Linked DNA regions of Homo sapiens: all the other regions are linked to region 1. A link is a contact called in ENCODE Hi-C data. All regions are on one chromosome and are shown on one strand. The core of a region is the stretch at or near the end of the contact, and the rest is flanking DNA. Distances in the headings are between cores, read along the strand shown. Region 1 holds the start of PDLIM1 (PDZ and LIM domain 1). Region 2 holds the start of TBC1D12 (TBC1 domain family member 12). Region 3 holds the start of BLNK (B cell linker).

What was found. A loop is a pair of places that touch in the nucleus more often than their neighbours do. Pooled maps may share reads with other maps.
Region 2: a loop to region 1 is called in a pooled map, with 5 times the contacts of the local background. The contact joins the promoter of TBC1D12 here to the promoter of PDLIM1 in region 1. A Hi-C loop is called at or near these places in 1 of 168 maps with a recorded cell type or tissue (CD4-positive, alpha-beta T cell), 3 of 37 single-sample maps with no recorded cell type and 3 of 50 pooled maps.
Region 3: a loop to region 1 is called in a map of GM12878, with 4 times the contacts of the local background. The contact joins the promoter of BLNK here to the promoter of PDLIM1 in region 1. A Hi-C loop is called at or near these places in 4 of 168 maps with a recorded cell type or tissue (GM12878 and OCI-LY7), 26 of 37 single-sample maps with no recorded cell type and 6 of 50 pooled maps.

The regions. Positions count from the first base shown.
Region 1 is chr10:95,288,048-95,292,668 of GRCh38, reverse strand. PDLIM1 (PDZ and LIM domain 1) reads left to right here and starts at 1,666. Exons shown (of 7, transcript NM_020992.4): 1 at 1,666-1,849. The coding sequence starts at 1,754. RefSeq lists silencers at 1,309-1,388, 1,439-1,828, 1,879-1,978, 1,999-2,108 and an enhancer at 2,830-3,149.
Region 2 is chr10:94,399,596-94,404,288 of GRCh38, reverse strand. It overlaps TBC1D12 (TBC1 domain family member 12), which reads right to left and starts at 1,748. Exons shown (of 13, transcript NM_015188.2): 1 at 705-1,748. The coding sequence starts at 1,675. RefSeq lists enhancers at 241-540, 1,841-2,000 and silencers at 621-950, 1,021-1,510.
Region 3 is chr10:96,269,684-96,274,372 of GRCh38, reverse strand. BLNK (B cell linker) reads left to right here and starts at 2,804. Exons shown (of 17, transcript NM_013314.4): 1 at 2,804-3,021. The coding sequence starts at 2,975. RefSeq lists enhancers at 924-983, 1,114-1,163, 1,650-1,749, 3,859-3,908, 3,939-4,058.

The DNA of each region.
Region 1 (4,621 bases), core at 417-2,916:
CTAGGCACTGGGGCACAGCAGTGATCTAAACAGATAAAAACCCCTGTCCTTATGGAATTAATGCTTAAGAGTGGGGGTGGAACAAATAAATATACAAAATATAGAGAATGCCAGATGGTGATACATACAAAAGAAAAAAATAAGGCAGGGGAAGGTAATAGAGCATTCTAGAGAGGATATCTTAAATGATGCTCAGAGATGACCTCAGAAAATGACATTTGCATTTTTTTTATTTTTTAGTTTTTGAGATAGGGTCTCACTCTGTCACCCAGGCTGGAGTACAGTTGCACGACCACAGCTCACTGCAGCCTTGACCTCTCCGGCTCAAGCCATCCTCCCACCTCAGTCTCCCTAGAAGCTGGGACAGGTGTGCCCCACCAAACCTGGTTAATTTTTATTTTTTTAAATTTTTTTGTAGAGACAGGGTCTTGCCGTGTTGCTGGGGCTGGTCTAGAATTCCTGGGCTCAACTGATCCTCCTGACTCAGCCTCCCAAAGTGCCGGGATTCCAGGCGTGAGCCACGTGTCCGGCCCCTAGAAAATGACAGAGAGTGGTGGGGATGTCTGGGAGAACAGCATTGCAGACAGGGCCCTGAGGCAAGGCCCTGAGTTAGGAGCAAGGAGCACAGCCTGGCAGACTGGGGGGCAGGTGAGGAAAGGGCAGGAGGAGTTGGGGTCAGAGAGGGAGTTGGGGCCATTCTAGGGGTGGCCTTGTAGGCATTGTAAGGATCTGGGTTTTCACTGGTGGTGAGGTGGGGACGCCATGGACAGCATGAGAAATGGTCTGGTCCGGCGTGGAGAATGCACTCCACCGGGAGGGCGTCAGGGGGAGCCTGGCTAGGAAGCTGGTGGGAGGCTGGGAATCCAGGTCCCGGACTCAGCTCTTCTTTTGCATTGACTTGGCCCTTGGCCCGCCCCAAACTTGAGGTTTGAACTGTTGAGGTCAGAACCTACCATGAACTCCAGCCTGGAGGAAAGATTTCTAGGAAGGCCTTGAAGTTCAGTTATAACCTGAGTGATGGTCTCATTAGCATTATAAAAGTTCCAGGATGGGGTTCTGCAGCACTGGGCCCGGGCAGTGGTCCAGATGCTGACGAGTGGTGTAGCGTCGGGCAAGTCTTCTCACCTACTGAGCAGACTCAGTTACTTCATCTGTAAAATGGGACTAAACGTCCCGGTTGCCTCAGCATCAAATGAGATCGTTCGAAAGCACCTTTTAAACATCATTACCGATTACAAAAAGCAAATGGGAAGTCGGAGCCGACCTCAGAGGGCTGACTTGGCACAGCACTTCAAATTTCTCGTTTTACAAAGCACGAGGCGCGAGTTTGTCTCGCTGTCAGGACCTGCTTCCCTCTCACCTAGCACCCGCCCCGGGCCCGAGAGCCGCGGTGCGGCCGTGCGTACAGGAGGGAGGGAGGCGGTGTGGGGTCCCGGGCAGAGCTGCTGAGAGCCCCGGCCCCGCATCTGACTCGCGCTCTCTCGGCGGGACTCCGGGCCAGGGCCCCCAGGCCGGCGCGCAGGGCGGGGAGCGGCTGCGGGCGGGAGGACGGGCGGGGCGGCGGGCGGCTACGCGGCCTGGGCGGAGCCGCCCCCGCCCTGGCCCTCGCGGTTGCCCTGCCCCCGCCAGCCCCAGGCTCCCCGGGCCCGCGCCGCGCCGCTCTTTCTCCGACAGCCGCCGGGGGTGCCCTGCAAGCTGTTCCGCGCGTCCTGCCCGTCTGTCCCCGCGGGTCGTCGCCCGCCACAGCCGCGCCATGACCACCCAGCAGATAGACCTCCAGGGCCCGGGGCCGTGGGGCTTCCGCCTCGTGGGCGGCAAGGACTTCGAGCAGCCTCTCGCCATTTCCCGGGTAAGAGCAGCTGGGACGTGCGTGGAAGCGGGGCGCTATGGGAGGTGATATGCGGAGACTGGGGCCCCGCGGGCGCGGTCGGGGACGGAGTCGGAACCGCAGCCGGGCGCGTCCAGGTGCGCTGTTAGTTGAGCGCTCTCCGCGCGCCCGGGCCCCGCCGCTCCCCGCCGCCCCTTCGCGGAGGCTGCGCTCCCGGGCTGGTCGGCCCGCCGCGGGCGCGCTCCGTGTCCGCCAGAAAAAAAGAAGGCAGTTTTCGTTCTTTGGCCCCGGAAGCGCGGCGGGGCGGGTGTTAGTTCTTTGTCAACCAGCGAGGGGACGAGGGTCCCCGCAGATCCCGCGCGCTGGGAGATGGCACTTCTCCCTTCTTCCCAGATCGCAGTGCAGCCGAACGCAACAGGAAAGACCTGGAAAGTGAGGTGGGGTGGGTGGGAAGTTTACTGGGGTGGGGGGCAAGTGGGATTAACCTAAAAAAACAACCGAAACACGCTCTTTGGACTTGACCCACGGCCGAGGCTCGCCCCTCGAATGGCTTTTGGAGAATGTGCTGGATTCGGGAAATAAACACAACAAACAAACTCAAGTAAACCCTCTTGGTCATTCTCCCCTCTGCAGAACGTGGCCCCGCCGTCATTCTTCCTAGCATTCCCAGATTATCTCTTTCCCCTCCCCGCACCAGCCCTTTTTTCTCAGGGCATGAGTAGATACTGCGATGGGGTGTCCACCTGGGGTGGGGTTGAGGTGCTTGAAATCTAAGAGGGGCTTCGGATCTTTAGAAGGACTCACGTTGAATCAGGGGCCACCAGAACCATTGCCCCCCTAATAAAGTGAAACCCCCAGGGAGACCCAGACTCAGTGTTCAGAGGTCTGGGCTTTGGCCATTTAATCTGGCCAAACACAGGTTGATGTCCCACTAAGAGATGTCACGTTCAGTGCTTGGGCACCAAGAAGAGACTCAGTAAGTACCTCGAATGAGGAAAGGGAGAAAAAGAAGTCCCCTTTCTCCCCACCCATGGCCACTCCTTGCCTGTAGGCGGCACATTCCATTCTTGGGCTCATCTGCCTGCTGAAGCTGCCCTTCAGCTTGTCTCCCAGACTTTCTAAACATCCTTCTTTTTCACTTGGGGTTGGGGGAAGGGTGGAGAAGAAAGGGAAATATCCTTATGGATCCTTTTGACTCAAGCTCCTGCGTCCAGCAGCTGAAGGAGTTTGGTGGGAGGTGCAGGAGAAGAATTGGTGGCCTCCTCTTGACTTGTCTGCCAGCCACAGTCCTACCCATGCTTCTTTCCCGGTTGGCCTGGCCCAGTGAGGAGGTCTTCTCTATCTCACCCCCCTAAAAGAGTAGGCGGGCCAGTTTTTGGGCCTTATCTTCCACCTGTTTGCCTCGTCCCACAGAGACCTCTGATTATTCTCAAAGGTACACACTGCCTTTCCAGCCACCAGCCTAATTCCTCAAGCGCAGGAACTGTGCCTTCCCCAGAATCGTCCCCGAGCCTGGTAGCAGACCTGTACCTGGCCGGGCTGGGTAAATCCTTGCAGGCTTATTAATAAATGCTTGTCCAGGGAGGACATTGTGTCTGCACATTTCAACTCGCTTACCTCATAGTCCATTTGTCCCTGTTCTTTGTGTCTATAATTAACCTGTCAGCCCTCTCCACTTCTGAGATTTATATATGACATGAAACCCTTTTTTAAGTAGTGGAGGATGTATTGGCAATCTGTTAAAAGGGCAGTTACTGCCTTTCACTTTAGCTGCTTTTAAAAGTCTTAATGCATGAGTGAATGATGGAATGGGGTGGAAAACACCACACTGTGAATTCATTGGTTTTTACCTTCATATATTCACTCATTTATTATTTATATTATTTATTTATGGCGTGTGCACGTGTTTAATGAGCACGTATCATATTCCAGAAACTGTGCAAACGCCTCAGAAATGAGAGGGCACAGCTCCATTCTCAAGGTGTTCATGGTCTAGTGATGGAAACTAATCTTTATAATGCCCTTGGCAGGTGCTTTAATTGAAAAGTGGAAGTGACTCAGAAGAGGTAACATTTTCATGCTGACAGTAATTTATTTGTTTCTCTTCAGCTCCTTATTAATACATGGAAAAATTGTGAGCCTGTTCACCTCATGGGAATGGGAAAGTCATTGTCATAAAGGGACCCTGGTGTGGCCATCTGAGATCTGGTGCTGGTCCAGTGTCTTCTTGCTTGAGCTGTACCTGGGGTGAATCTTCCACTGTCTGAGGCTACTTAAAAAAAAAAACCTCTGCAGTGGGGATAGCACCAGCCCTTGGCTGTGAGTTAAGGTATGTGAGAGTGCTCCGTAAATAGTGATAGTGAGGAAATGTGAGCACTGACAAAGAGCTGTACACACTTTCTGATTGGTAGGTATGCTACATTATTTATCATCCTGGGCAATTTGCTGGTATAGTTTTGTATATGATAGACTTTGAGTCTCCACACCAAAGCAAACCATAAAATTAGGCTGGGAGAGGAGTGCCTTTTATTTAAATAACCATGTTTGCTTTCTCTTGCATGAATTATTGTGGTATTGGCTCCAGTCTTTTGCTAAACTGCTAAAGCTTCTTAATATAATGCTAATCTTATGTACTTGCAATTTTTTTATTTTTTAACTTATTTTTTATTGTGGAATAAAAAATCATAAAATACAAATGCACAGCAAATGATTATAAAGCAAGCATCTGTATAATCACTACCCAAGTCAAGAAATAGAATATTGCAGCACCCAAAAGTTCCCTAAATGTAACGC
Region 2 (4,693 bases), core at 499-2,998, 890 kb after region 1:
GAAAAAAAGGAGAGGCTTATCTGGGAGATTAGAAAAAAGGCTTTCCTTAGTAAAAGCCCTACTTTGGCTTAAAAAGTTGGGATAAAATTCTAAACACCAAACTGCATTTTAATAAAGACCACTGAAACAAACGATTAAACACTATGAAGCACAACCACTTCTAATTTCAAGAATTCCCAAACCACTTGAATGGATTTAGACGCTATGCAAGCACAGCAAATAAACAGCTCTACAAAATGACTTCCTTCTCTCTTTCACAACCACACCCGTACACACATACCGCCTCCCCTCACCACCCCCCCAACAACCTAAATGTTTGTAGTAAAATTTTTAAAAATTGGAGACGGAGATGGTTATCTGCTTTTCCAGAAAAGGCAACTGCATATGTGGCACTAGACAGCTGGCCCAACCTGACTGCTCAGAAGCCAGGTATGAATGGCAGGTACAGCCTCCCGCGGACAAGGCAACAGAAAGACTCGCTGTCCACAGAGCTCACAACTTCTCCTATAGAAACACAAAGCCGACCCAGTTCCTCTTCCTCCAGTGACAAATCAAAGCTAAGTCCTGACGCGTGTGGGGCTGGCACGGAAGCGGCCGACCAAGCTCTCCGCTCCGGCTCCGGCTCCGGCTCCGACTCCCACCAAGACCCCGGCTCCGGCCCCGGCCCCGGACCCGCCCCGAGTCCCATGCAGCCTGCGCTGTACCTGGTGAAGAAGTCCGCGAAGCCGCCACTCCGTCGAGCCCGGGCCGAAGCCCCCGCAGGACCCTGCTCCGCGGCGGGCAAGGGCACCGGCGGCCCCGCCGGGGGCAGGTGATCGCGGGCGCTCTGACCGCGGCTCACCTGGAACGTGTTGCGAGAGTTGAAGTGAATGTCAGAAAAGCCCAGGCGCGGCTCCGCACCCCCATTAGTCCTCTCGGCCGAGGTGGCAGGGGGCGCGCCCTCCTCGGGACCCCCGGCGCCGACTCCCCGCTGCTCTGAGTCCTCGCTACTGCTGCAGCTGCTGGCGGGGCTGTCCCCCGAGTCGCTGCCCGCGCCCTCGGGCTCCTGGGCGTCCGCGGCCACCAGGCAGCAGCTCCGCAGCGGGTCCTCAAGCGGAGAGGCCCAATCGGACGGGCTTCCCGCGCCGTCCGCGTCCTCGTCGCCAGGCCCCTCCAGGCGAAGGCGGCCGTAGGGGCGGCGGCGGCGCGACTCCCGGCCGCCGGCGCGCGCCAGCCCGCGAGCCTCTTCCAGATCGCGACAGTCCCGGCCCGGCAGAAAACCCGAGTCGCCGTTGGTCATGCCTTCGTGCCGCGGCGCGCGGCCATCAGCCACCTCCGCGCCGCGGTGTTTGGAGCCCGAGCCCAGCAGGCAGGCGTCCGATCGTGGGGCTGCCGAGGGCGGCGGGGCGCCGGCCTGGCCAGCGGGGAGCGGACAGTAGCAGAGCCCCGGCTCCAGCTGCTCCCCGGCCGCCGCGAGGTAACGCTGAAGGAGCTGCCGAGGCGGCGTCTCCTCCTCCTCGTCAGCCTCCTCCTCCTCGTCAGCCTCCTCCGGCGGCTCCACAGCGCCGACGCCTCCGCCAAAGCCGCCCGTGGCCCGGATTACCTTCCTGTCCTGGCCCACGGGGTCCGGCGCAGGCACCGGGAGCAACTTGGGGTTTCTTCCCGAGCAGGCTCCGGCATCCTCCGGACCCACCATCTGGGGGTGGGTGGCGGCCGCCCCAGGAGGCAAAGAAGGACTACAGGCGCAGGCTTGGCCAGAGAACAGCTCTGGGTGCTGGGGCCGCGGCGACAGCCGCCGCAACGTTCCCAGACCCACCCCTCCCACCCGCTGGGTCGGACAGTTGCTTGAGGGCGGGCACGCGCCAGGACTCGCGCACGCGCAAAAGTCGGACCGGTCAAGCCCCGACCTGGAGATTCCCCGAACCATAGAGACGGTAGCTAGAGAGACGCAGGCTGCCAATCTAGGATCCGCCATCTGGATGGTGGAAGCTGGTTGGCCCGCTCTAAGCGTGACAGTTCTTACCGAAGCGCGGGTATTGCTCGCTTAGCAAAAATTCACTTGATGTATTTCATTTATGGTAGTAAAATACTCCCATATTTGGGAGGTGTTAGCGTGGGTAAGTCCTTCCAGCTCTAATTGGTCACCAGTCGACTTTACGATTTTTACATCCTTCTCCGGCATCATTGCCACAGTTCAGGGCTTCATCACTTCATCCAGGAGGGTCAACACCCTCCCTTCTTCACTTCATCTAACACAAAAGAAAGATATCCTAAGTTATCTTGCTCACCTAGCACCATGTTTCATCACAGTCCTCTGTTTAAAAGATTATCACCGGCCGGGCGCGGTGGCTCACGCCTGTAATCCCAGCACTTTGGGAGGCCGAGGCGGGTGGATCACAAGGTCAGGAGATGGAGACCATCCTGGCTAACACGGTGAAACCCTGTCTCTACTAAAAATACAAAAAAATTAGCTGGGCATGGTGGCGGGCGCTTGTAGTCCCAGCTACTCGGGAGGCTGAGGCAGGAGAATGGCGTGAACCCGGGAGGCGGAGCTTGCAGTGAACCGAGATCGCGCCACTGCACTCCAGCCTGGGCGACAGAGCGAGACTCCGTCTCAAACAAGAAAAAAAGATTATCACCTAAGGAGGGAGAGGAAGTGGTCAGGCAGAGAGGAGCTATTGAAATAATTCCAGCACTCTGCGATAGTGGATTAAAATGGGATGATTGACCATTGAGTGGAAATGAAGTATATTTAAAGTAAAAGACGAAAGACTTGATAACTGATCAGAAGTGACAGAAGAGAGAGTAACCAATGATTACTACAAAGATATGAGACTGAAACTGATATGGTTTGAAGAAATAGAAAAGTGGATAGGAAAAAAACGATTAATAGGGGAAATACATCTGGTAAAGTAAACGACTGAAAATATCCAGCATATAGAGTTCTAAAACTTGAGTTGGCTGGGCGCAGTGGCTCACGCCTATAATCCCAACACGTTGGGAGGCCGAGGCAGGTGGATCACCTGAGGTCAGGAGTTCGAGACCAGCCTGGCCAACATGGTGAAACCCAGTCCCTACTAAAAATACGAAAAATTAGCTGGGCATGGTGGTGGGCACCTGTAATCCCAGCTACTTGGGAGGCTGAGGCAGGAGAATCGCTTGAACCCGAGAGGCTGAAGTTGCAATGAGCCCAGATCGTACCACTGCACTCCAGCCTGGGCAACAAGAGGGAAACTGTTTCAAATAAATAAATAATAAAACTTGGGTTAGGGTTTAGGTTCAGAGACACAGATTAGGCGTCATCTGTATAATGCAAGTAGGTGGATGAATCATGAGTAACATTACCTAGGAAGAAAGAATAATGATAAGGGTCGGGCACAGACCCAAATGTTTCATTATTTCAGGACAAAAAAGTTGTATTGCAAGAAATTGAAGAGGCATCAGTTGTGGATAAAACGAAGCAGAAAATATAGACCACTCATTCTATAAAAGTATATAGAATATAGACCACTCATTCATTCTAAAAGTATGTTAGTGAATGCAAGAACAGAAAATAGAAGTCGTAGAGGAGACATTATTGTCAAGCATTTAAAATTTATTTCATATAAAAATACCTATACATACAGATATAAGAGGGAATATAACCTTTATATAATAAAATGTCAATAAAATGGGCATGCATGTACCTAACACTCAATTTAAAAAAACATCAAGAGGCCAGGCGTGGTGGCTCACATCTGTAATCCCAGCACTTTGGGAGCCAGAGGCAGGCAGATCACTTGAGGTCAGGAGTTCAAGACCAGCCTGGCCAATATAGTGAAATCCCATCTCTACTAAAAATAAAAGCATAAAATAAAATAAAATTAGCCGGGCGTGGTGGTGGGCGCCTGTAATCCCAGCTACTCAGGAGGCTGAGGCAGGAGAATCGCTTGAACCCAGGAGGCGAAGTTTGCAGTGAGCCAGGATCGCACCACTGCACTCCAGCCTGGGCGACAGAGGGAGACTCTGTCTCAACAAAATAAAAACATCAAGTGTCTTCGAAAATAAGCGTTATTGAAGGCCCTAGGAAAGGACTAAGTGGCAAAGGCATAGTCAGCAATGCATTTATTATCAAGGTATTTCAGAAGGAAAAAATGACTTTCAGGACACGAGTGGAAAAAATATAAAAAGAGAGAAAATATTTGCAAATTGTATATCTGGTAAGAGTGCAGTATCCAGAATAAATAAAGAACTTGTATAAATCAACAACTGAAAAACAACCCAACTAAAAAAATGGGCAAGGGACTTGAATATACATTTCTCCTAAGAAACATATGTTAATGGAATATTAATAAGCATATGAAGTGATGCTCAACATCATTAGTCATTAAGGAAATGCAAATCAAAACTACAATGAGATAGCACTTCACACTCACCAGGATGTCTATAATCAAAAAAATAGAAAACAAATGTTGAAAAGAATGTGGAAAAACTAGAACCTTCATACATTTCTGGTAGAAATGTAAAATGGTGCAGCTTCCATGAAAAACAGTTTGGTAGTTCCTCAATAAGTTAAACATGGAATTACTTATAAGCCAGCAATTTTACTCCTAGGTGTATACCCAAAAGAATTGAAAACAGGTGTTCAAACAAAAATGTTTTACGTGGGTTGGGCACAGTGGCTCATGCCTGTAATCCCAGCACTTTGGAAGGCCGAGGCAGGTGGATCACCTGA
Region 3 (4,689 bases), core at 1,555-4,054, 980 kb before region 1:
ATTAATTTCCATGTCCACTGTGCTATGTAGACCGACCTTAAAGGCTTATCATGGTATATCGTTCTGTGTGCGCTGTGGAACCACGTTGTGTGGTTTCATTCCTTTTATAAGTTACCAACTAAGGCTTGGTATCATCAGTTTCCATCTTTGCATTAACCTTTTTGGTAATCCAGTTATGGGGCCTGTCATTTGTATTTTGACTTTCATTTATGGTGCATTTGTCACATAAAAGTTTAAATTTATATGTATCTAGATTTACCACTGTTTTTCCTTTTTGTGTTTTGCTTAAAAAGGTTTTCCCCGGCCAGGTGTGGTGGCTCACATCTGTAATCCCAGCACTTTGGGAGGCCGAGGCGGGCGGATCACGAGGTCAGGAGATCGAGACCATCCTGGCTAACACGGTGAAACCTTGTCTCTACTAAAAAATACAAAAAATTAGCCAGGCATGGTGGCGGGTGCCTGTAGTCCCAGCTACTCAGGAAGCTGAGGCAGGAGAATGGTGTGAACTCAGGAGGCGGAGCTTGCAGTGAGTCAAGATCGTGCCACTGCACTCCAGCCTGGGTGACAGCAAGACTCCGTCTCAAAAAAAAAAAAAAAAAAAAAAAAAAAAAACAGGTTTTCCCCACTTCAAAATTAGAGTCAAATAATTTAAAATTTTCATTTAGTCATGGAGCAACTTAGAAGCCAAAGCAGTTGTGGCAGGCCTGGAACATTAGGCTGTCACACTGTATTTCACATGGGGTAAAATGTCCAGTCTGGAAACACAGTCTCTCATTTTCATCATGTTAGACTAAATACAGTAAAAAGAAGAAAGACCAGTGGCTGTAAAAAGAAAAAGCAGAAGTGTAACCTTTGCCTCTGGTCTTTTTCTCTGGGGAAATATGAAGTTGTCAGCCAGGTGTTGAGCAAAGTTGTTGGTGGAGAGAAAAGTCAAGTGACTTATGGGGTGCATTTTACAATAATTCAGAAAGAACGAGCTGACTATTATCATTTCATTCAGTGAAGCCTGAATTTCCTGATCTTTGATGACATTGTATGTGCCTTTACCATCCTAGTCTACTTGTTTCTTTCAGTTAGGAACTATGGGAGAGGAGGAGGCAGGGTCTAGAGCTCCTTCAGGATGCACTGCAAGAAAATTGAGCAGCCAGATTGGGGAAAATGAATGATGGCAGGAGACAAGCACTTGCATTTTTCTCATGCAACATTGTCTGCTCTCTTGCTGGCCTGGCCAAGTCAGTGTCCTGGCCAAGCAGAAGGGCCCCACCCTTCAACAGCTCTGAAGATTCTGCTCCTAAACATCTGGTCAAACCAGAAATTCATAGGCAGTGATGAATGTGAATAATCAAGGTTACCTGGAAAAAGACAGAACATCCATTTGTGCAAAGAAGAGGCACAGGAGGGAAGAAATCCATCCACGGTTTCCACCTCTACCACTGCCGCTGTTCCTTCTCCCCCTCCTCCTCTGTCTCCTCCTCCTCCGCTTCTTCTTCCTCCTCCTCCTCCGCTTCTTCCTCCTCCTCCTCCTCCTCTTCCTCCACCTCCTTCTCCTCTTCTGTCTTCTCCTCTTTCCCCACTGTCTTCAGCCAGATCTTGGGTCTGCAACAGGAGAGGTAACTGAGAGCTCTTTACTTTGTCCTGCTGTGTATTCTGACCCAGGAGAAGACTGGTTCCCTTGATAAATGTTGGAAACGTGTACTTTATTCCACAAGGGTGAGCAGGGCATTCTCAATGGCTGCAGAAAAGTGTGTCCAGGTACAAAAGGTCACTTCCCTCCCATTTTCTTCCTCCTTGACCCTGGACTGCGGGCTGCTCTTTAAACAACAGGTAAATCAGCATTTTTCAGATTAGGCAGAAGGAAATATAAAGTCTTCCAGGAGGGAAGTAGAGTTCTCTGAATAGGTTCAGCCCCTACAGGTATGGCTCCCTCCTCCCAGCCTCACCCCACCTGTCTGACCTTGAGATGGCCTCGTGTCTGGCGTGTCACTGGGTGTGATGAGCAAGTGGTGGACAGGACAGAAAGAGGCAAATGCAAGGAGGGGAATGGCATTCTGCTTTTAGGACTTCAGAATGGCCTGATGTAGGAATTGCATTGTTGTGAAACTGTTAGATTTGTTCTCATCTGACTTTTGGGTACATCCTGGTTTGTTTGAAAGCATCTGGCTATCGGCGAGGTAACTCCTGACTCTATCAGGCAATAAGGAGGCTGCACATCTGACGATAGAGTTCATCTCCCCTTTCCTGAGTCATCCATCCCTACCCCCAGATGAACAGAGAATTGCCCATCCCATTTTAAATAGAGCTCCAGAAAAAGAGATACTCTAATTCTCTGAGTAAACTGTTACCACCATGCCACTGACAACCTGATATTTATTTTTAAACGTATTGCCCGCATCGGGGGGTAGGAAAAAGCACAAAAATGCCATTTTTATATAATGGTTCTATAAGTAGAAAAAGCTTATCCATAACTTTATGCAAATAAGCAGAAAGTCTCCAAGAGAGGTTCAGATGGACTTGATTACTCTGCTTTTCCTTGAGCCCAGGAAGTTCCCAGTTATAGCATGCACCTGCTGGAAACAGACTATATGTGTTTGGGACAAACAGGAAGTAGTGACCAGCCAGAAACTTGTCCTAACCTGGTTACAAATCTGATTGTAAAAGAAAGCAGCTGGAAAGAAATTTGCCTGCCCAATAGGTTTCATTATTAAAGTTTACACAAAGTGGAGTAATCACCAAGCTGGCTGGCTATCCAGATCACATGATTATGTAGAAACATGAAACTTGACTATGTGCTCGGGCAAGTTTTACTTCTCCCTAGAGCAGGGGTGTTTGCCAGCAGCCTGCACTCTCAGAAATCAGACTTGAGTGGCCGGAACCCTTGAGACCAGAGGCTTACCATGCTGCTCCCTAGGAGGGCCAGGAACTGCTGACGTGACCACTGGACAGTTATTCGTGTCTCTTACAATTACCAAACAGAATGGACAAGCTTAATAAAATAACCGTCCCCGCCAGTCAGAAGTTGAGGTAAGATTTTCCCCACCCAATACCCTTCTTCATCTCCTTTTTTTCCCCCCAGTGCTCTTATGGCATCTCAGAAATACTGAAATCCTGGAATGCTTTGCTAGTTTCCAGTGGGTGGCACTTACTATAGGGAAGTGGACTGAGCTTTTAGGGAAAGCATTGGGTGGCACTTGCTATAGGGAAGTGAACTGAGTTCTTAAAGAAATGTGTAGGAACAAGAGAGACTTGCTTTAGCTGCCTCTTACAATAAAGTGTAAAGCTCTGGAAAGATAATAAAACAAATGCCAAGGGCTTAGATTCTACTGAAGGTCAACTTTTAGAATCTGAATGCAACCAACTTTTCTAAGGAAGGGTTTCTCTAAACTGAGTCCTCACCCATTTTATTGCAGGTTACTATTTAATTTTAAGGATAGCTGTAATCATTTGTTATTCATTGTTTTATTGTCTCATTTATTTTGTGGGTGTATATGACAAGTGTGTTTGGGGGGATTAGATCTGTCTTTCCAATGCCCTCATGTCAATGTAACAATATCCATAACAAGCCTCTCAAAAAGAATAAACCAGAAGCGGCCCCATGGGCGTGAGTCAAGGAGCTATGGAAAAGACAACTTCCCCAAATTTTGCTTTTGAAGGTCTTCTTTTTGTCTCATTGTAATGGCATCATGGCTTTCAGAGACTGGAACTTTTAAAGTTCTGGGAGTGCAGTTTTTTTTTCACATTTTTTAACAGTTTTTTTTTTTTATTATACTTTTAAGTTCTGGGGTACATGTGCAGAAGGTGCAGGTTTGTTACATAGGTATACACATCCCATGGTGGTTTGCTGCACCCATCGACCTGTCATCTACATTAGGTATTTCTCCTAATTCTCTCCCTCCCCTAGTCCCCCACCTTGACAGGCCCCGGTGTGTGATGTTCCCCTCTGTTCAGGGAGTGTTTTCTATTCTGACTACATATTAGAACTTAGCCAAATGTTCAGGGGGTGATGTGACACATGTAGCAGACAAGTAATCACAGATAACAATGAGCCAGAGAATTGAAGCTTTTGAGACAATATTTAAGAGAAAGTCTGGATTGGCAGAGGGACAACCCTTCACAGTAGAATACAGGTCTTATGCCTAGGAGGTGCTTGGTAAAAGGTAATGTGAAATGCATCAATGATCTGGGATCAGTAGGCAACATCAGCTGTGTTCAACCATTTCAAGAACATGCTGTTGAGTGCTGCTGTGTGATCAGCACTGACGGGACAAGAAGGCACCTCATTCTTGCCCTTGGTCTCAAATAGCTACACCCTCATGAGGGGCGGGGGTGATACAATGGAAGCTGTAAGCGACAGAAGGAATGTAAGAAGAGACTTAGAGTAGCAGGAGGAGGTTTCATAGAGAAGATACTTTTAAGAGGTAGGCTTTGAGAGGTGGGTAAAATTATAAAATACTGGAGAATTGGAGGAAACATGTTATGTGCTGGGAGGGAGGAAATACAGAGGCTGTCACTCAAAGCTTAACACAAGTACGGTCCATTTGTGGGATAGTGAGGAGAGTTTTCTGTCCAGCAGAAACTAAAGAGTAGGGAATGTGGGACCTGAAGGTCCTGGTATGATTGGACAAATAAGGTGGGTCCAGGTTGCAAAGGATGGTGAGTGCCCTGACCATAGGGAGTTGGAGAACAGGTTAT